Regions from separate parts of the Mus musculus genome. Here region 1 is linked to region 2. Evidence: chromatin loops called from intact Hi-C (ENCODE). Cell type or tissue: heart. All regions are shown on one strand. Each heading gives the region's core, and the rest is flanking DNA. Links, peaks and the distances in the headings are about the cores only.

Region 1 (10,357 bases), core at 1-4,000, 110 kb before region 2:
CGACCTCAGAAGGGACTGTGTGTGCAGGGCAGGCAGGCAAAACACCCATGCACATAAAATAAGTATGTTAAAAAATAAACCACGCAGGTGGGTGGGCATGTGGCACAAGCATGAAACTCTAGCACCGGGGAGGCCTGGTTAGGAGACTATGAGTTCAAGACCAACTAGAGCTACAAATGAAGACTACACCTCAAACAACAACAGCAAAACGCTATAAAGATTATGAAACTACATAAAATACAAAATGTCATGCTCACAAATAAAAATTCTAATAAAACACGAGTTGTTTTGTTTCCTAATATGCTGGCTGTGGCTGCTTTCACATGAGCCATGCAGTTTTTGCTTCAATGACAGTATTTTATAAAGTAAAATATTTTCCTGACTCTTTGCAAAGGAAACCCAGCCTGTTATTCTGCAGTTACTGCCGTCTTTAATCCTCGTCAAGCTCTAGCCAATCACTTAAAATTCTAGTTTGTGGTTTGGAGAGATGGTACAGTGGTTAAGAGCCCGACTGCTTGCTCTTCCAGAGGTCCTGAGTTCAATTCCCAGCAACCACGTGGTGGCTCAAGGCCATCTGTAATGGGACTGGATGCCCTCTTCTGGTGTGTCTGAAGACAGCTACAGTGTACTCATATACATAACATAAATAATTCTAAAAAATCCTAGAAAACCACTTTTCTTCTCAATACCATTAGTGTGTTTGTGCAGATACCTACATGCTATAGCGAGTGTTTTGAGATTAGTGGACAGCTTTCAGGAGTTGTTAGTCTCCTTTGTTCTTAAAGATTGGGCCTCAGTAACAAACTCTATGCCTCTGCCTCTGGCATGCACTACAGGAATGGCTACTACTTTTATCTTTCTAGTTTACTTTTTCACTTATTATAGACAACTGATAGAAATGACAAGCAGCCAGAGGCTTCCTTCATTTTGCCAGCCTGTGTCAAGCACAGTACCTAGAACACAGTGGATAAGGAAATACTTGAAAATCCAGAGGCGTGGTGTGTTCTTTGGAGGCAGAGGCAGGCGGATTTCTGAGGCTAGCCTCAGGCTAGCCTGGTCTACAAAAGGACTACACAGAGAAACCTTGTCCAATGGGGTGAAAAAAGACAAAACAGGAAGAAGGTGACAGAAGGCAGCAACTAGGCTTAAGAACCATTGGAGGGGCCTGCATCAGCTTCCGGACCCTAGGAGGGTGGACCTAGGAACACGTGTTTCAAGGGCCAGTATCTCATATCTTCCTAAAAGTGGTCATGACTTTGCTCACCAGAGGAGTCTTCATCCACGTTCTCATACTGCAGAAGTCGATCTAGAAGGAAACTGAGACAAGTGGGAAGGAGGGTGGGTATCCCCATTTTGGTGGTCTTGAGCCCTACCTAGTCCCTCCTAGGAGACCCACTGGATCCTCCTAAGACTGCATGCATTTGGGATCCTGTTCCGGGACGGCGTAAGAACGGATTCCCTGGGAGTTAACAGTGCCCTCGTGCCCACAAGATGCCTTACCTCTTGTCTCGGGAAACCTTCAGCAATTTCCTTTGCGCCTTTCTGAGCTCCTCCTGGAAGCACTCGTGCTCCTGCGGCGGACAGGGCGGGTGCTGAGCCAAGAGCAATCCATAAAAGACCCAGAACCCGGAGACATCTCTCCCTACTCACCCCCTTTACCACATGGGTAAACTGAGGTCCTCTCCGAGTTAGGCCTCACACTCCACAACCGCCCCACGCTGGCACTCACGTAAATGAGGAACTTGAGCTTCCGCTTCAGATTCCTGTATTTCTTTTTGTAGTCCACTTCGCCGTCCGCTGGTCCGTTCATGACCCGCCAGGGAGAAACGCCCCGGAGTAGAGTCCCGCTACCCAAGTCCGCCCGGCCTCTCACACCTCCACTTCCGGAGACTTTGCAACGCCGTATGAAACGGACTACAACTCCCAGCGTCCTCCGCGCGCGGGGAGCGTAATCACACCGCCCGCCCTCCTGGGGGAAGACCCGAAAGGAACGCTGCTTCCAGTGGCTTCGCGGTGAGCTGAGGTCACAGAGGAGCTGGACACTGGGGGGGCACAATTATTGATTGTAAACTGTTTATAAAGATTTGGAACCAAAAGAATATAACCAGAAATTCAGTATGTTAGCGAGAATACCGTCTCCCTTCTGCCTTTCGAAACAAGCGACCTAATTTGTTAATCCCGACCACAGGGATTGATTGAACTGATTACGTTATAAAGACTGCCGGCGCCGAACCGGCTTCTAGCGAAAATTTTAACACGTAGTTTTAGCAAAGAGTCGAAACCTCGCTCAAGACCCACCAGCTGCTCAGGAAAAAGCAAGGTCGGCCAAAGTTTTCCGTCTCAGTGCTCCACATCGGAGGCTCAACGGTCCCATTCCTCACGAAGCCGCCGCACTGCGCGTGCGCAAACTACTGTCGCTCGGGAAACCAGCCTTGAAGAAAAAAAGGCGGGAGCAACCAATCCCTGGTGACGCAAAATGGCGCCGGGAGATGAGATGCGAAAATTCACTCGCAGCTTCTTTCGAGCTTGCCCGGACCTCAGGTGCATAGAGTCTGGGTATTAGAGTCTGGGTTGTGAAGGGGAGGGGTTAGGCTGGAACTCTGTCATGACACGTGTCTCTGTAGCTCGGTTACGCACGCCATCGTGCGACAGAAATTTTTGATTCACGTGGGTCGGGATCATCTTGAACCTGAAGAGAAGCAGGCGTTGAAGCGGCTGGTGGAGGAGGAGCTGCCGAAAATGCAGGTGTGGGTCTAACCCTGGGCCAGCAGAGACAGGGTTTGTTGCTGAGGGGTTGGGGCAGGGCATCTTGGTTCGGTTTGCCCTCATGCTGCACCCACAGGCGGATGCTGGTACCAGGGAAGGAAAGCCAGACTTTATCAAAGTGAAGAGGTCTCCTGCTCCCTGCAGTGACCCAAAGAAGAAAAGGTTCCGCTTTAATTCAGAGTCAGGTTAGTGCCTTCTTCCCTGTTTATCTGTCTGTGACTCCAGCATCATTGGTTTCTTCAAAAGGCGAGGCGCATGTATTAATTGCAAGGCTGGGGCTTGGGGGACAGTGAGTCAGGAACCAGCTGGGGCCACAGCTGTGGTGCTTCTTGCTGCCCTTCACTCTTAACCAGAGTAGATCTAGAAGCATCCTATTCTAGATGGAAGGAGAGGGAGGAATCCATCCAGTCCCATCCCCATGTTTCAGAATCCAGCTCTTCACCATCCAGTCCAGATGGCTCAGGACCCTCAACAAAGAACAGGACAACCAAGAAGACATGTCTAAGAAGAGCCTTAAAGAAAGCAGTTGAGAGCACAGATGAAGACCACCAAACAGACCTGGATGCAAAGATGGGATTGGAGGAGAGCAGTGAGGGGGAAGCAGAGGGCTCTGTTAGATCAGGTAAGGTCACCGAGGAAGAGGAGGACATGAAACAAGAACAGAAGGGCCAGGTTAGAAAGCAAGCTGGGGCCAAAGACAAGCAAGTACCACTCAAGGCAGACAGGAAGCAGGTTAGGGAAGAGAGTGGGAGCAGTGAGGAGGAGGCTGTGCTGCAGAGAGCAAAGGTGGAGGGAAGCACAGGTGCTAACTGCCAGGAGGAGAGTGAAGAGAGCGGAGAGGAGAGCCCAGCTAAGAAGAAAGAGCTTAGTGAGCCCAGATCCAGAAGTAACAGAGCAGAGAGAACAGCCAGGGAGAGAAAGAGCTATAAGCAGAAAAGCAGGCCTGGGAGGCCAACTGGAGGCTTGCGAGACAGCGAGGCAGAGAAGGAAGGGGGCACAGTGGGCAGTGGGGACAGCAGTGAGGAGGGGGAGGCAGAGAAGGAAGGAGGCACAGTGGGCAGTGGGGACAGCAGTGAGAAGGGGGAGGCAGAGAAGGAAGAGGGCACAGTGGGTAGTGGGGACAGCAGTGAGGAGGGAGAAGAGCACTCGGTGAAGAGAAAGAGCAAGGTCAGGACCCAGACCGAGAGTGGGAGGAGGCAGAACACAAGCAGCAGGGATGACAGTAACAGCACACAGGAGCAAGCAGCTGCTCAAGGCACTACAAAGTCAGGCAGCCTAGGCAGCAGTAATGGTGACAGTGACACAGAGAGGGAAGTGAGTGACTCCCAGGCAGGACAAAACACCAAAGAGGAGAGGAAGAGCCGCTCTTCCAACAAGAGCTCCAAGAACGGCCAGGCCCGAAGTTGTTCATCTTCATCAGATTCGAGTCCAGAACCCACAGGTCAGAAGGGCAAGGCCCGAAGTTCCTCATCTTCATCAGATTCAGGTCCAGAACCCACAGGTCGGAAGGTGAGAGGACACACCAGGTGGGTGGGATCCACTCAGGAAAAGGGACTTCAGCTGCAAACTCCTTATTAGGCTGCCTCTCGCTGTGGAGAGGACCACCCAGCTGTGGCTAGACTAAAGCGTTACATTCGAGCCTGTGGTGCCCACCGAAACTACAAGAAGCTGCTGGGCTCCTGCAGCTCCCACAAGGCGCGCCTGAGTGTCCTCAGGGCTGAGCTGGAAGCACTGGGCATGAAGGGTGAGAGGGGTGTGCCTGAGATCTACAGGAGGGCCTGAGCACTGGGGAGGAGGCCTCACAAGCTGCTTCTGCTCCAGGGAACCCTTCCTTGGAGAAGTGTCGCGCTCTGAAGCTGCAGCGGGAAGAGGCAGCTGAAGTGGCTGCCCTGGATGTTGCCAACATCATCAGCAGTACAGGTAAACAATTTCTGCTTCAGGGAAGGAAGAGCCTGGGGTCCGGGAACTGATTTTTCTCTCCCCACCTCCCAGGCCGGCCACGAAGACGAAATGCCTGGAACCCTTCAGGGGAAGGGACCTCCCCAGGAGAGACTTATCGCCGAACCCTGGACTCAGAAGAGGAGCAGCCGCGCCAAGCACCTCCAGACTGGTCCCATATGCGTGATATCATCAGCAGTGACGGTGACAGCAGCTGAACTCCCGTGTCCATGGTGGACCTTACCCTGTTATACAAGAGCCTGGTCAGTGGAAGCAACTTCCAAAGACAGACTACAGTGGCAGGATCCAAGTTATTGGCACACTACTCAATTTCATGTTCTCTAAGATGGCCTTGGGGTTCATGTGCAAGCATCCTCTCCAGGCATTTGAGTGGACTGTTGTTTGTTTTTAAAGACTCAATAAAAAATGTTTGTAATTACTTCATCCAAATTGGTCCCAAACCGTCATGCCCTGTCTGTCCTTTGGGGTCAAGAATTTAGTAGTCGAATTCTCTCTCTTATCGATTCCAGAGTTGTCCTAGCCCCTGTACTGTGTCATCCAGTCTGTCACCAGATGGTATCAGAGAGGGTATGGCTCTCCCTCCTCCAGTGTGGCCAATCTGGCCTTAGCAATGTAAAGTTGACTCCAAGAATGTATGCCTAGCATGAATAAAGCCCTGGGTCTCAACCCCAACAACACACACACTCTCAGGCTCAGTTCATCTTCATTCCCATGCCGCCAGGGTCTCTTAGCCTCATACAGGGAGTTTTAGTAGACCCGTCTGGCCAATCAGAGCCCAGGTGTAGTAAGATAGACAAATGGGATCCCAAAGCAAAGCAGAATAAGGACTTAAGCTGATGACCTTCTAGTCATATGTGCACCCACTAAAATCACTACAACTTCAATCACGTCACCCAACTAAGCACAAGTAATACTATCACTTGCCACTGATAAATTCTCCACACATACCTTAGACAAAAAGGGAGACATCCTGTGGTCTGTTAGAATAACCAACAGTTTATTAAAAGCTCGCCCTAGGGCTCTGTGCCAGCCCCATAGCTGAGAGGGGCTCCCATGACTGCTCCCAGGTTTGGCAGCAGCCCTTTCCAAGGTCCTTCCCTTGTCCCCCGCCCCAGCCCTGACCCCAATTTAAAAAAAAAAAAAAAAAAAAAAAAAGACAAGACGGCACAGGACGTCAGACAGCAATAGGAGAATGGTGAGACTCAGGCACCCTGACTGCAAGACCCCTGATCCTTCTGGAGGAAGGCCTCCTCCCATTCTCCTTGCTTTGGCACCAGACCTGCTCTGCCATTCCACCAGGTCTGGGGGCCCTGTTGTCCCCAGTTCATGGCCCCATCACAAGGGTTGTATAATTCTCTGAAATATAATATATCTAGACCCACCCTTCCCCTCCCCTAGGGGACCAGATGAATATTTGACACTCACAGTTCCCACCTTTTATAGGTGGTGATGGAGGGAGACCCTGGCACCATGGTGGGGAGGCAGGGCTCCTGGTCAGCCTTGGGGCACCAATGCCCAAGCTGGCCTGGGGTCACTGGCCAGCCCCAAGAAGCTCATGAGATGAGGAGGTCTGATGGGGGAGCTGGAGCCAACATCTGTCCCCACCACCACTGTGTAGGCTTCAAGCACACTGCCTGTAGGATCAGGCACCACCCACTCCCACCTTGCCCTACTCCTCTGCCCACCACTCTGGACTTCAGGAATAGAAGTGGGAGGAGCCGTTGAGGATGTGGGAAGCAACACTGGTGCTTCGGCTCAGCGGCCCTGGCACTGCAGCAGGTGGGCCGACGTTCTCACCACTGCTGCCCCCTGACGCTGCCCGCCTTAGGGGTTGAGGACTGTTTCTTAGCAGCAGCAGAGCCCCTCCACGGGGTGTTCCACTCTGTGTTGGGGGCCCTAACCAGTTTGGAGGCCCTGGGGGAGCCAGCAGAGCTGGCTGACGCCAAGCTGGTGGGGGCATGCCTGGTGGAGGAGGGCCATGGCTCCAATGGGCCCCTGAACGGGGAACTGGACGGGAGGGCCAGGCAGGGGCGGGGGGTGGAGCAGGATAGCCCTGGGCCGCAGCTTCAGCTGGAATGCCCCCCAGAGCCATGCTGGAGAAGCCCAGTCTCATGCTCTCAGCATCGAAGGCCTCGATCTCACGGGCCTGCCGCTCAAGCAAACTCCGGATACGTTCCGAACGGCCTGTCTGTAGGGCCAGCAGCTCTTCTTCCACCTGGGACACCCAGAACAGGGGTGAGTCCTGGAACAGAGAGCCTGCCCTTCCTTTCCCATCTTGGGGGGACAAACCCCTTACCCGTTGCTCTAGCAGTGCCCGCCTCAGAGCTACTCTCTGCTCCAGCTCCCTCAGCTCCCGCTCATGCTGGCTCTCTGTGCGGATCTTGATCTTGCTCTGGTAAGCGTTGAGGAGCTCCAGCTCCTGCTGGAGCTGCTGCCGCAGGGCCTGAAACTCTGCCTCTTGGGTCTCATCAAGCCGGAGCTGGAGGACAGGGAGAACAGGGTTTAGGGACCTCCTCCTCTGTCCCCATCATCCTCCCCTGCCCCAGTAGGCCTGGGCCCTAAGGTGGCAAGGAGCGGCAGTCTCAACCTCTATGAGAATGGAAGATGGTCATACCCTGTGGCACAGCAATTACACTTGCAGGAATCTATCCCCCAGGTATACTTGCACATGTGCTCCAAGTGTTCACGGAAGCGTTGTGATAGCAAAATGCTGGAAACAACCTAAATGTCCACCAATAAGGGATGGGTTAAATAAATTATGGTACATCCATTCCATGGAAAACTCTATACCGTAAAAAACTGAGATAGACATGTGATCTGGAATGATGTCCAAGAGATACTGGGTGGAAAAGAAGTCAGAAAACTACTGTAAAGTCTGATCCTATTGTGTTTCAAATCTGCACTGGAAACTCTACATAAGGCAATCATTACAAATGCACCTCTGAGAGGTGGGACTGAGTGAGAGCGGGGCCTCTAGCTCTTTAGACTCAAGGTGCATTTGAAGCAGGCCACTCCAGTGCTGGTACCGTTTTCCTAAGAGATTCTTTCCAGATTCCTGAAGTCTGAGTAAAATGGTCTGAGAGCCACACTCATTGTAACCTGCTCCCCTGCTCCCTGTTCACACAAAGTAAACTCAGACCCACAAAAATATATTACAGCCAGTATTTTCTTTGGTGGTTCTTGGCAGAGCAGGCAGGGTGACTTTACTTTCTTAAGATATTAGGAAAATAGTAAGAGAAATAATAAGGCCACTAAGGAGACAAAACCACTATGGAAAATGCTAGCAGTGAAAGAGCACCCAAGTTTCCTAAGTTCAAAAGCTCTGTTCACATCTCCCACCTTCCTTTGCCACAACAAGGTTTAAAGCAAAGGCCAACTCCACAGTCCCCTCCCAGAGCCCAGGCCTCACCGCCTGCGAGCTGAGCATCTCTGAAATGGACTGGTCATACTGCTCAGCCAGGATCGCCAGCTTGCGGGTCTGCTCCTCCTTGAGCCGCTTAAGAAGGCTCTTGTGCTGAGCTTTGGGTGTGGTCTCCAGCAAGTGTGCCCGAAGAGCCTTGTATTGCCGCGTCTGGATCTTACACGTCTCCTGGAACTGCTTCTTGATCTGCAGCTCCTTTGACTGTGCAGTGAACGGATCAAGGGGAAACGGGGCAGGGGAGAAGGAGAAGAGGAGGAGGAAGAGGAACAACGAGGGGAAGGAAGAAAAGGAGGAAGAGACAGAAGCAGAGACAGGGAGAGGGAGAGAAACAGAAAACATGTTAGACAGAGGGGGCGGGGGGAGCTGTACACAGACAGACGTGGAAAGATGGAACTGTTGAGAGATGAAAGTCTCCATGGGCAAGAGAGGTGGAGGAAGGAGAGAGGCTCTGAGTACATCCAGAGTTGCACTGGATGCACAAGAAGAGACGTAAAGATCTTACAGACAGGAAGCTGAGAATCTTTAGAGGGCTGAGTACACAAAAGAAACGCTGATCATGCGAAGAGGGAGGGAGAAAATATTGCCCTGAGACAGAAGGATGTGATCACATTGAATATAAAAGAATATAAAAGGCTGAGTGAGAGACCAAGGCACACACAACATCCACGAAAGGGTAATACAACTAAGGGCAGGCAGAGGAAAGCCCAGGCCCAGTACCTGAAGGAAGGCAGGCAGGAAGCAGCACTGGGCTGAGGAATGGGTAAGAGGATGCCCCATGTCAGGCCACTGAAGGGAAACGGCAGCAGAGAGTGGCCAGAAAAGATCTGAGAAGTTCCGCTGGGAGCAGCTGCCCCCCTGACCAGATCCACACTTCAGCTCAGCCCAACATAATCAACCCAACTCCAAGCCCACAGCAATCCCAGACCTCTAGTTTTTGTACATTCTACCTGGTCCCAACTCACCACCCTTGACTGGAGGTTCTGTGGTTCCAACCCCAACCCTGTAGACTAATGCCTGACCCAGGTGAGAGACGCAGTTCCAAACCGTGTAAGCAATAGGTTCACAGTAAAGGAAGGGGCAAAAAGACCAAAAGCCTTTAACCCTAAGTAAGTACTCGCTGGAAGGGTCGCACAAACAGGTGGAACTGTGAGATGAGGAAGCTCTGTGGAAGCTCCACAGGGACTCACAGCCCAGAGCTGGTTGTGGTCATGGTGCAATGAATCTATGAAGGCAGAGGATGAGGCTGAGGTGTGAAAGGAGTGAAGACAACGGAGGTGGGGTGAGGCGGTCATGGAGCTGAGGGCCAGGGTCCAGATTCAGGGCAAACCAGGGAGGCTGGGCGGTAGGACAAAGCAGACAGAGGCAGCCTGGGCCAAAGGTGTAGTTCCGCTCAGATATTTTATTTGTGTTTTTCTTTTTTTTTTTTTTTTCTTTTTTGGTGGAGGGGAAGGGGACAGGTTGGAAGGGAGACAGAAAAACAAAATCAAAGAGGGAAAACCCCCATGACTTCCATCCCTGCCACCCCTGGCCCCAGGCCTGAGCCAATGAGGGTGAGGATGAGCACACACAGCAGGGGACAGCAATAACTTAGGGGACTGGGGAAAACACAAAGAGTGTCATTTCTGGACTCCATAGCAGAGGAGGCTGCCTGTCTAAAAACCTAGATCTGGGGCCGGGATTGGACTTGGGAAAACATACTGAGGAAGAAAGGTCAGAAGGGGAGGAGAGGCTGGGAGACTGGAGAAACTTTACTGAGTCATGGGAGATAAAGTGCTCAGTGCCCTAAATTTGGGTGGAGAATTGGAACTGGTTACCTCCAGGGAGGCAGGGTCCTGCGAGTCTGAGATCTCCGCCCAGCTACAGTCCCTGGTGGTAGCTGTCGGGAAGCAGAGAGCCCAAGACGGCGTTGGCTGCGTGGCAGCAGCCGAGGGATCCGACTAGGCCGTTCACCCTTAAGCAGGCCCCAGCTGGCTAGTATATGAACAGCCCAGGGGGGCAAGCAAGAAGCTAATCTGTGGCTAGCCCGTGCTAGGCGCCAGTTCCAGCCCTTGCACACAGCCCAAACTCTTGTTAACTGAGCTAGGGGGTGTTGAGTAGTGCGAGGATTTCCCTGACGGGGCCAAGGGACAGGTAGTCGACTTCGGAAACCATTCTTATTGGTCTTAGGGTACAGGGCAAACAGCCCCCGGTCTCCTACAGCCCCACAGCCCT
Region 2 (10,829 bases), core at 3,235-7,234:
GCTTTGGCTGTCCTGGAACTTGCTCTATAGACCACACACACCACTTGCCTTGAACTCATGGAGATCTGCCTGCCTCTGCCTCTCAAGAGGTGGGATTAAAGGTGTGCATCAGCATGCTATTCTCCAGGCTGGCCTGGAATTTGAACTCCTGCCCAGCCTCTTAAGTGCTGAGAATATAGGTGTATGCCACCATGCCTAGCTTCCTGCCATGTCAATCATACTGCTGTTACGTGTCTACCAAGAATGCCCCTCCCCCATAATATTCGATCTATATTATAAGCAGATCAGAGCCTCCTTTTGGAACTGAGAATTGAACGCAGGATGACATGTATAAGTAGGTTGTGTGGCTTAGAATCCCGCCCACTGTCTAGCCTATTTAGTTTTTTAAATCAAATGAGCTGAATTTTACTAACTTGAAATCATGTACTCCACCTGCATGTCTACAGGATGTTTGAAACGATGCTTAAATATTTAAAAGGGGGTGAATTTTAGGGGGACTCGTTCAAAATGGCCTTGATTACAGCTTAAGTAAATTTGAGACAGCTTTTGTATTGAATACTTTTGTTTTTGAGATGGGGCCTTATGTGTCCAGGTTGGTCTTGAACCCCAGATCCTCCTGGGATCCAGCAGGAGCCTGTTGAGTGGGTAGGATTCTAGTTGTTTTGTTTCTGTTTTTGTTTTGTCTTCTGTTTTTGAGACAGGACATCACTGTGTAGTCCACACTGGCTTGATACTATGAATTGGAAGCAATCTTCCTGCCTCTGCCTACTGAGTGCTGAGATTATTCAGAATTAAGAGGGATAACCCACCTTCCGTTGTTTTTTTAATCCTTGTAAGGAACTTGGGAACCTGGGATAATTTATTACTTACAGTTTTGGGGTTGTTTGTTTGGGTTTTTTGAGACAGGGTTTCTCTGTGTAGCTCTAGCTGTCCTAGAACTCATTCTATAGACCAAGTTGACCTTGAACTCACAGAGATCTACCTGCTTCTGCCTCCCTAGTGCTGAGATCAAGGGTGTGCGCGCCACCACTGCCCGGCTACTCTGTGTTCAGTTAAGGAAAGTAAGGCTGAAAGAGGTGAATGGACTTCCTCAGAGGAACAAACGAGGAGCCACAAGGGCCGCAAATACAAACCCCTCAGGGCTTCCTGCATCACCTTCTGTCTGGTAACAGGTCAACACGCTCTCTTAACCATGCGACCCCACAAGCTCAGAGGGAGAAGCAGAGGCCCAGGGTCCTGAGAACCCAAGGCAAAGGCTCTCCTGACCATCAAGAGTGGCCTCCTGGATGCAAGGGCTAGTTAAATGGTACCAGGCAGTGGGTTTGGCTCTAGCAGGTGTCTGACAACTGGATTTTAGAGAAATGCTGACATGCACTGTCTCCCTGTAGAAGAAAGGCATCCCCTGCCAGGAGCTCCTCCAGAACACTGCCACCATCTCGGGGAAGGGAGGATCCTGGTTCTTTATTAAAACCTTTTCTTCTCAGTAGCATTTGCCCACGGAGGGTGGAGGGCCCCGCGACAGTTCCAGAAGATTTTCTTGGTTTCAAAGGTGGCATTGCTTATGACCAGGAGTTCCTCCCAAGATGAGAGGCTTAGCCAGTTGCAAAAGAGAGGCCTTGAGGTTTTCACTGAGGGACATAGTGGGGGAAGGCAAGAAGCTGAGAGAGCAGTACTAGGGAGGGCCGAGCTCATCCTCCAGTTGTCAGGCTGTTGGGGAGTGGTCCCTGGAAGAAAAGAAGAGCTGGTGACTCTCTACACTTAGGGCTCCTGTCATTTCCTTCCATCTTTCGCCTGGCCATCCAAGCCACACACCACCCTTGAGCATAGACCCCATGCTCCACCTATCCACATAACCCATTTCTCCATGCACACAGCCACCTACACCCTCCTTTCCCAGCCTTCAACTCTGTCCACCTCCCTCATCACCCACTCGTTACTCATCCATCTTCCCTCCCAATCATCTCTCATCTCCCACTTACACTTGAGAGCTGGGGCTTTACTTTGCTCAGAGCTGCACTCCAGGACAGTGCATACAGCAAGTGATTAGCACATGCTGAGCTAACATATCCACTCATCATGTTCCCATCTGCCAACTACTCCTTCAGTTCACTCATCCCTTCCTATCTAATGTTTGTTTGCTTTTTATTTTAAATATTTATTTACTTGTCTACCTATAGGGTAGTATATAGATAGCTCTAGCTGAGTTAAAACTCCCTCTGTAAACCAGGCTGGCCTGGAACTCACAGAGGTCAACCTGTCTCTACCTCCTGAAGCTGAAATTAAAGGCATGTACTGCCACATCACGCTTTTTGTATATTTTTAAATTTATGTGTATTGGTGTTATAGGTCTGTGTACCACTTGTGTGCCTGGGGCCTGTGGAGACCAGAAGAGGGTATCTGATGCCCCTGGAACTGGAGTTATGGATTGACCATTGTGAGCCATTACCTGTGGGTGCTAGGAATCGAATCTGGGTCCTCAGGAAAACCAACAAATGCTCTAAACTGCTGAGCCATATCTCTCCAGCCTCTTTTATTATGTATATATACTTTCTAAATTTCTGTTTGAGACAGGGTTTCTCTGTGTAGCCTTGGCTGTCCTGGAACTCACTCTCCAGATCAAGTTGACCTCAAACTTGTACACCCAGCTCTGTCTCCAGAATGCTGAGCTTAAAGGCATATGCCACCATGCCTGGCAGGTCCTAGAGCATACCAGCTACTCACAACCTCCCTGACTAACATACCTCTGTACCTTGGCCCATACAATCCCTACTGCTTAGAATACTTAGAGCTGTTTCCCTAGAAAATTTTTTTCTTTAGGTGTTTCCTTCTTCAGGAAGCTCTATGATGCCTTTCCTTCCTAGCCCAGATGAGGATGGGGTAAAAATAGTCTTATTGTTTTCTCTTCTTAGGTAGGCACCATTCCATATTGTGTTGTCACTGACCATTAATTTGTCCTGGTCTCATTCTAAACTGAATTCTGCTGGACATGGTGGTGAGCACCTTTAATCCTAGTACTGGGGAGGCAGAGGCAGGTTTATCTTTGTGATGTCAAGGCCAGGCTGGTCTACATGGCAAATTCCAGGGCAACCATGCTACATAGGGAGACACTACCTCAAACAAACAAAAACAAACAAACAAACAACCCCCTGAATTCTTATAGGGCTGAGTCTCTACCGTGCATTCTGTCCCCCCAATCATCTAACTCCTAACACATGGAACGGCACACAGGGGAAGCTGGAAATGTTGGAATTGAATAACCTCATACAAACCTTTTCACGAGGAGATGGCAGAAGGTGTGCCTTGGTTCGGGTTCGATTTTTGTCAGAGCTGGAGATGACAGAAGACAACAGAATAGGCTGAGAATCAGGAACTGGAGCATCAGGAGGGAATAGAATAGAACTTCATGGTTGAAAACTTCCCCCTACCCTGCTGGGATGCTGTCAACCCTTGCTCTCTCCCCACAGGCTCCTGGGAGAAGGACAGAGCCTCACTCACCGGGTGTCAGTGCCTCGGGTCTTAGTGAAGAACACTGGAATTAGAGGCCCCAGTTAAAGGAACAACTTTCCCCATGTTTAGAAGAGTTGTGGCTAGAGCAGGTAGGGACAAGGGGGTTCCTGGGTAGTGACAATGAATGAGTTAGAAGTTAAGGGGCACTGTGCCTAGGATGGGCAAGGAGGCAGAAGATTCCTGGGGAGAGCAGCTATGGTTGGGAGTGAGTCAGGGACTGGTCTCTAGATGAAGAAGGAGAGCGTTCACCATGTCTAGATATCTGAGTCCCTTGGTCTTTTGTGTTCTTTTCCTTATTGGGCAGAGGACTCAAACGGGAGCGAGCAATAAACAGTGCTTCGTCTGTAAGTTCTGTGCTGATTCGGGTCAGGAATTCTTCAGAGCAGGATAATTTCTGAAAAGGAAGTTAGAATTCAGTCTGCAAATTCCCATTGGTCTGGTGTCTTCCAGGCTGCAGGCTCTGGCTTGGGAAACTGGTATTAGAAGGCCCTAGACCTGGAAAGCTGTCTGTGGGGCCTTAGGGTTAAGGCTCAAGGCTAAGGCTCAAGGCTCATGGCTCAGACAGGGCTCCCTGCCTGGCTCTTCCCATCTCCTTCACTTTTCCATTGTCGTTTACCTGCCCTCCACCTAAGGAGGCGGCAGCTTGAGATGACCTGATGTCCTTTTTGTCCCCACTCCTGGCAGATGTGGATGCCATCCTCCTGGAAACGAAGTTTTTGTTAGACTGAGAAGCCAACCCACACCCCCTCAGATTCCGCCTCACTCCACTCCCGGGGCCCCAGATTTATTTAGTCCATAACTATAGCTCAAACATCCTACTGACTCAGTTCTGTCCTTGAAAAAATTGGTTGTTTTGCCTACTAAGTTGAAGGGAGGGGCTCTCAGAACAACTCCCTTCCCTATTCCCTCCAGAGCCCTTCTTCCTCCTTTTCTGCCAAGGCACTTCCTTAGGCAAGACAGCCAACATGCAGTCCCCGACCCGGCTAATTGGTTGAAATCTTAGGGTACTCGGCAGGAGGGGGGACGGAAAGTTCTAAGGGGACCCTATGATGGGCCTCAGGGGATTGGGAGTCCGGGAAAGAAGGTTGGGAAGAGGGAGAGCCAGGGAAGTGCTGCTCCGGATTGCTATAAAGACCTAAATGTTTACGGAAGTTCTATGGTTCCGTTGCTAGGAGACTAGAGGTTCTAGAACTAAGGACAATGTCCTAGTGTGCCATACTGGCTCTCCTGATTCCTTCTTGGAGGCGGTGACCCCAGAGTTATATCAAGGCATTTAGGAGATGGAAAGGCGTTAGGGTGGAACTTGGGCTCTAATCCTCCCACCACCAGGGCGGCGCTAGAAGCAAGCGGCAGGCATGCTCGGAGCCTCTCTAGCCACCTCTTCCCAGCCTGGGTCCCGGAGAGCGACGAGGATCGCAAGCGTCGCGGGCGGGGAAGCGATGTGGGCTGTACTAAGTCACCCAATCTCTTGGGGAGGCGCAGACTCGGGACGGAGTAATCTCTACGCCTTACGGTTGCCTCCAGGAGTTTACGCCCTCTGTGAAATGCAAAATGCAGATTCCCTCTCAGGTCTCTTCTGCTGCTCCCTTTCCAGTTTCTTCCTTTGCGGCTGGCTCTCGAGTCTCTCCCCTCCCCTGTGCGTTGGTACGAGCCGAAGCCTAGGGGCCCCGGCAGGAAAAGGAAGCAGGCCGGCCTTAAAGGGACCTCAGCCATTATTTATTTAATTAATTTATTTATATTTAAAAGCCGCTCTCTCCTTCTTCCGATGTTCTTAACGTCCCGGACAGAAGAGTAGGCTCCAGAAGCCAGGCGCAGCGGAGCTGCGGAGCCCGCTGCTGGAGACGTCAGCTCCTGCCCATCGGAAGGCCAGGTGTGCGTGAGCTGTGCCCAGGGGTGTCCCGCACCCCGGCGCCCTGCGGGCTCTAACAGCTGGGATTGCCCGGGGGAACTGGGCCCAGGGCTCAGGTGGAGCGGCTGATGCCCGGAGCTGAAAGGTGAGACCACGCTGGTAAGGCTGGTACCAAGACCTTGCCCCTCCAGACCTGGGCCGAGACGACAAGGGGAGCCGCCAAGATGCCAGAGGAAAATATCTTCCTGTTCGTGCCTAACCTTATCGGTGAGTGCTGCCTGCGGCCCCAAAACCAGCGGGGTGGGGGTGGGGAGGGGCGCGAGAAACCCTAAGCTGGCTCCCCAATCACACCCTGTACCTCTCCCATCCCATCCCAAGGTTATGCCCGGATTGTCTTCGCCATCATTTCCTTCTACTTTATGCCCTGCTGCCCCTTCACGGCCTCCTCCTTCTATCTACTCAGCGGACTCCTAGACGCTTTCGATGGACACGCAGCTCGAGCCCTTAATCAAGGTGACAGAACTTTACCACCACCAGCACTAACTGGGGTCCCAACATCCTCTGTCCTTTCCCTGCTTTCTCAGAACCTCGTTGAGAGCTGCCTAGGATATAAGCTTGCTCTTGATGATTGATCTCTGTTTGGGATGGGTGTGGAAGACCTAGACCCTGCATAGCTGTGAGCATGGAATTCCATTCGGGTGTGGCATAATGGCTCATGCTTGTAATGCCAGCACTGATAAGGTAGGTAGATTGCTCCAAGTCAGAAGTCATATTGAGTACCACGTGAGCCAGGACTACACAGTAAAATCCTGCAAAAATAAGTGATTGGGGCTGAAGGCTAAGTTTGTTCTCAGAGGTTAAGACTGCTTACTGCTGCCTGGCGGTGGTGGCGCACGCCTTTAATCCCAGCACTTGGGAGGCAGAGGCAGGCAGATTTCTGAGTTTGAGGCCAGCCTGGTCTACAAAGTGAGTTCCAGGACAGCCAGGGCTATACAGAGAAACCCTGTCTCAAAAACAAACAAACAAAGCAAACAAAACAAACAACAACAACAAAACCGAAAGAATGCTTACTGTTCTTCTAGAGGACCTAGATTTGATTCCCAGAACCAACATGATGGCTTACAACCACCAGTTCCAAGGAATCAATGTCCTCTTCAGGCTATATATATATATGTGTGTGTGTGTGTGTGTGTATATATATATATATACGCTGATAGACACTGAGACCATAGAAGATAAATAAACTTTTAAAAATGTAAGTAAATAACAAAGTTCCATTCAACAGGTGTTTACTAGGTAGTTGCTAGGCACAAACATTCGGGATTCTGGAAGAGAGGTTGGTGCCCGGTGGGAGGAAAGCAGATGATGTTTGGAGCTCTGACTTAATTTTGTAATCGAGTTCCCCAGACCCACTTCTAAAATTGCCTCTGAGACTTTGGGTCTGCTTGCCTTTCTTTGGGGCCTGGTTTTGGGTTAGAGGAGTTGAAGATAGAGTTTCCCCATTCCAATACCTCTTTCTTGCCATAGCCCCATGCCTTCTCATTTCTTGTCCTCATAACCCATGCCCTTCTGGCCTCACCATCTTTCCTTCTCTGGCAGTAGATGGTAGGCACTTTCAAACTCCTTTTATTGTCAGCCTGGAGTGATAGGCCAGAGCGGGTACCTGTCACAGGTCCACTATGCCAAACAGTCCCTTTCCACTTAGTAGTCATCATTTTTCAGGAACCCGGTTTGGGGCCATGCTCGACATGCTGACGGACCGTTGCGCCACCATGTGTCTCTTGGTCAACCTGGCCCTGCTCTACCCACGAGCCACCCTTCTCTTCCAGCTCAGCATGAGCTTGGACGTGGCCAGTCACTGGCTGCATCTGCACAGGTTTGTTTGCTTTGATTGATGCTTGGGGTGCTGGTGAGTGGAAGGCATTACAGTGGGGCGGGGACTGGGATGGCTTCAGGCTTGTGGGTGGTTTCTTTTTCCTCTCTCCTTGAGACAGTAGACCAAGGCTTGCTTAGAATTTAGTATGTGCTCATGTAGGCCTCAAATTCATGACAGTCTTCCTACGTCAGCCTCCTGACTCCTGAAGTTATAGGCATATCCCTGCATGCCGCTGTCCTTAAGCCCCTGGGTAATCCCTGTGTCTCTGAGTGGGCTTGTCATTTTTATAGGTGGTGTGAGCAATTTCTAGCATGGGCCTGGCTGAATAATTTAGGGTTCCAAATGGGGGAAGACGTATGGGTGCTTTGTATAGGGCATTCAGTCCTGGCTCTGCCTCACCTAGGGAACTGTATGATTTTGCACAAGATATAATTTTCAGCTTCACACCAGTTCCTCCGCTCAGTGAACGCTCATGAAGTCCCATGCTTTTCTCCCCAAGTTCTGTGGTGCGAGGCAGTGAGAGTCACAAGATGATCGACCTGTCTGGGAACCCTGTGCTTCGGATCTACTATACCTCTAGGGTAAGCACTTCCTGCCCCTCCTCAACTTGATCTGAAAACAGGAAGTCTGAGGCTGAACCCTGGCCAGGAGAGATGCTATACAGCCATCTGAGCAGGAGTGGTCCATGGAGGATAATTGGTGGGACATCATCATGGCAGCAGTGACAGTGAAGCCCCAAGAGAGAGAGGGCGAAGGGGGTGGGTGGAGTCAGAGAGAGACCAAAGAAATATGCAGTATAGTGCAGTGTGCAGCTGGCTGTGAGGCGCTCTCCTGTCTGGCAGAAGTCCCTGTGGGTTACAGTAGGGACATGGCCCTACGTCTTAGGCAGCCTTATATTGTGTGCAGCCTGCTCTGTTCACCCTGTGTGCTGGAAATGAACTCTTCTACTGCCTCCTGTATCTCTTCAATTTCTCCGAGGGACCACTAGGTAAGAAGTGGGGGTGGGGGTGGGGTTCCGCCCTGCCCTGCCCTGCCCTGCCCTGCCCTGGGGGAGAGAGAGGCCTCCCTCTCACACCCCTCCATCCCCTGCTTTCCATCTTTCTTCCTGCCTCCCTGTAGTCGGCTCTGTGGGCCTTTTCCGGATGGGCCTCTGGGTCACAGCTCCCATCGCGCTGCTCAAGTCCGTCATTAGTGTCATCCACCTCATCACGGCTGCAAGAAACATGGCTGCCCTGGATGCAGCAGACCGCGCCAAGAAGAAATGATCCTCTCCCATCCCCAGCTGTCCACCTGCCCTGGGTATCTACTGTACCACGTGACTCCTCTCCTCCTAAGAGGTCCCAGTGTCATGTCTTTCTCATGTGTTCTCTAACCTGCTGGGATTAGGGGTCACCTTCTGTTTGGTGTTGTCACTATCTCTTTAATCCTGATGATTAGACCCAACCTGTGACCCCAAGGACCTGGCACTGCCAAGCAGGAAGGGTGCTCAGGAGGCCCTGCCCATCCAGCTGGTGCTCCGGGAGGCCTGACTGAAGACTGGGTGTTGCCACACATCCTGCTGCCTCAGTCCTGGGGTCTGGAGTGAGACTTTGGGGACATGTGAGGGCAAAGGAGTCAGACTGATGTCATTGGACCTGGGGTACCAGGCTGGGGAGGGAAGGGGCCAGCTAGATCCTTCCCTGAGGCCAGCTCCTCTCTCCTGTCCTGCTCTGGAAACCTCCACAATAAAGGGGGGCCCCTTCAGTCTTTTTGGATGTGTTTACTTTGAGACACTCTTAGATGATGGCCCAGGGTCCATGGGAGCTGGATTAGAATCCACCTGGATGCTTTCCCAAAGGTGGCTGGCTCCTCCCTGTCGTTCCAGTGATCTCGAGAGGCTTTGTGGCTCCTCAGGTTCACAGGCATTGTCTCTGCCCACCTGCTTTATGTCCCTAGCTGGCCACTTTTGATTGTAACCTTGATATTTTCTACCCTCATGAGAATGTGAGCTTCATGAGAGCAGACTTATGTCTTTCTTGTCTCTGCCTAGAGTGAAAACTAGCCTGGCATGTGGTAGCTGCTTAATAAATATTCATGGGAAGATGGATGGTTTTCTCAGAGCATGGTCCTTAGGCTGAGAGTGTGTAGTGTGTGTGTGTGTGTGTGTGTGTGTGTGTGTGTGTGTGTGTGTGTGTGTCTGTGTCTGTGTCTGTGTCTGTGTCTTGGTCAACCTGACCCTGCTATACCCTGTAGCCACACACACATCCACACACACATGCATGCTTGGACGCACACATGCACACACACCCCGCACACCACACACCTTGCTTCCTGGAACTCCTGGTCCTACTTTGGCCTTTTTCACAGTCTACCACCATACCAACTTAAGGGTTAGTGTACACTGTGTACTGACTTAAGGGTTAGTGTACACTGTATACCAACTGAAAGGTTTTTTTTTTTTTTTTGGACTTTTCATTGCTTTTTAAAAAATGATTTATTATTTTAGTACATTGGTGTTTTGCTTGCATGTCCCTGTAAAAGTATTGGATCCCCTGGAACTAGAGTTATAGACAGTTGAGACCCGCCATGTGGGTGCTGGGAACTATACCGCGTCCTGTGAAAGAACCAAGTGCTTTTAACTACTTAGCCAACTCTAGCCCCAAGGCTTTTTATTTTTATTTATTTTTGAGATGGTATCACCACCCACACTGGCCTTGAGTCCCAAAGTGGTGTGCTTCTGCCTCCTGAGTGCTGGGATATGCCACCATATGAATTTTGGTTTTGGTTTTGGTTTTGGTTTGGTTTGGTTTGGTTTGGTTTTGAGACAGCATTCCTATATTACTCTTTCTAGGCTCAAATGAGCCGACCATGGGACCATGGGGACAGGTCACTACCTTGCACCAGCTTTCTTTTTCTGGGATTAAAGGTGTGCGTCAGCACCAGCTTGCACAAGCTTTCTTTATTCTGGCTTTTGAGACCCGGGCTGTCTCAACCGCTCTAGGGAGCAGAGGATGACCATGAACTGATCTTCCTGCTTCCGGCTCCCTTGTGCTAAGACTACAGTAGGTGCCAGCAAACTCAGCGCTCCTTCATTTTGAAGTGCATTGGGCTGCAGCGCTAGACCCCCATTGTTGGCGTTGTTGGCAGACAGGATTTGTTCCATCCTCATAATGACTTGGCTGTTTCACACAACTTGTGTTTGGGAAAGCTGGCATTCAGGTGCAATGTTGGGCTTTGGGGAGATAGGATCTTACTATATAGCCCAGGCTGGCCTCAAACTCAAGACCTTCCTGCCTCAGATCTTTGAATGCTGGGTGTGTGCCACTGCACCCAGTAGGATGAGGTGCTGATATTTTAAGAAGATAGCTGGTGAGGACAGGGAGGGAAGTTACTGCTCTTGGCAGAACAAACAGCCCACAGAGGCAGGGGTCCAGAGAGCACCCAGGCAATTACGAGAGATTGAAATAGATCTTGATCCATGTGTCTGGAACACTAAGTGCTGGGGTGTAGGAGCTGGTGAAAGCTGAGGTACCAGCAGCCAGCTGGGCAGCCTAAGGAGCTCAGTAGGGCTTTAGACCTCTATTTCCTTATGGCTATCGCTTAAAAGTGCTTCTTTTT

What was found. A loop is a pair of places that touch in the nucleus more often than their neighbours do. Peaks named below come from ENCODE experiments on the same cell type or tissue, not always from the same donor. Only the 100,000 strongest peaks of a DNase experiment are listed, where the experiment ranks them.
Region 1: it touches region 2 in a loop (3-fold over the local background); 2 of 42 quality-filtered maps call a loop at or near these places.

The regions. Positions count from the first base shown.
Region 1 is chr7:126,859,976-126,870,332 of GRCm38, forward strand. It overlaps Ino80e (INO80 complex subunit E), which reads right to left and starts at 2,397. Exons shown (of 8, transcript NM_001370765.1): 1 at 2,299-2,397; 2 at 1,730-2,042; 3 at 1,501-1,571; 4 at 1,265-1,317. The coding sequence starts at 2,354. It overlaps Hirip3 (HIRA interacting protein 3), which reads left to right and starts at 1,997. Exons shown (of 7, transcript NM_172746.3): 1 at 1,997-2,541; 2 at 2,625-2,745; 3 at 2,843-2,951; 4 at 3,194-4,275; 5 at 4,345-4,510; 6 at 4,588-4,686; 7 at 4,759-5,147. The coding sequence starts at 2,477. The coding sequence ends at 4,922. Taok2 (TAO kinase 2) reads right to left here. Exons shown (of 16, transcript NM_001163775.2): 16 at 9,528-10,357. The coding sequence ends at 9,957. In heart, for the core only: a CTCF peak has its summit at 1,971; DNase peaks (open chromatin) are centred at 1,131, 1,936 and 2,406; H3K4me3 peaks cover 3,412 bases; H3K27ac peaks cover 3,043 bases.
Region 2 is chr7:126,971,184-126,982,012 of GRCm38, forward strand. It overlaps Cdiptos (CDIP transferase, opposite strand), which reads right to left and starts at 4,663. Exons shown (of 6, transcript NM_001362232.1): 1 at 4,643-4,663; 2 at 4,124-4,208; 3 at 3,757-3,901; 4 at 3,496-3,529; 5 at 3,270-3,327; 6 at 1,437-1,724. The coding sequence starts at 4,204. The coding sequence ends at 1,689. Cdipt (CDP-diacylglycerol--inositol 3-phosphatidyltransferase (phosphatidylinositol synthase)) reads left to right here and starts at 5,275. Exons shown (of 6, transcript NM_026638.4): 1 at 5,275-5,623; 2 at 5,735-5,869; 3 at 7,079-7,232; 4 at 7,732-7,813; 5 at 8,139-8,220; 6 at 8,352-9,316. The coding sequence starts at 5,581. The coding sequence ends at 8,497. In heart, for the core only: a CTCF peak has its summit at 4,833; DNase peaks (open chromatin) are centred at 4,488, 4,818 and 5,168; H3K4me3 peaks cover 2,216 bases; H3K27ac peaks cover 2,199 bases.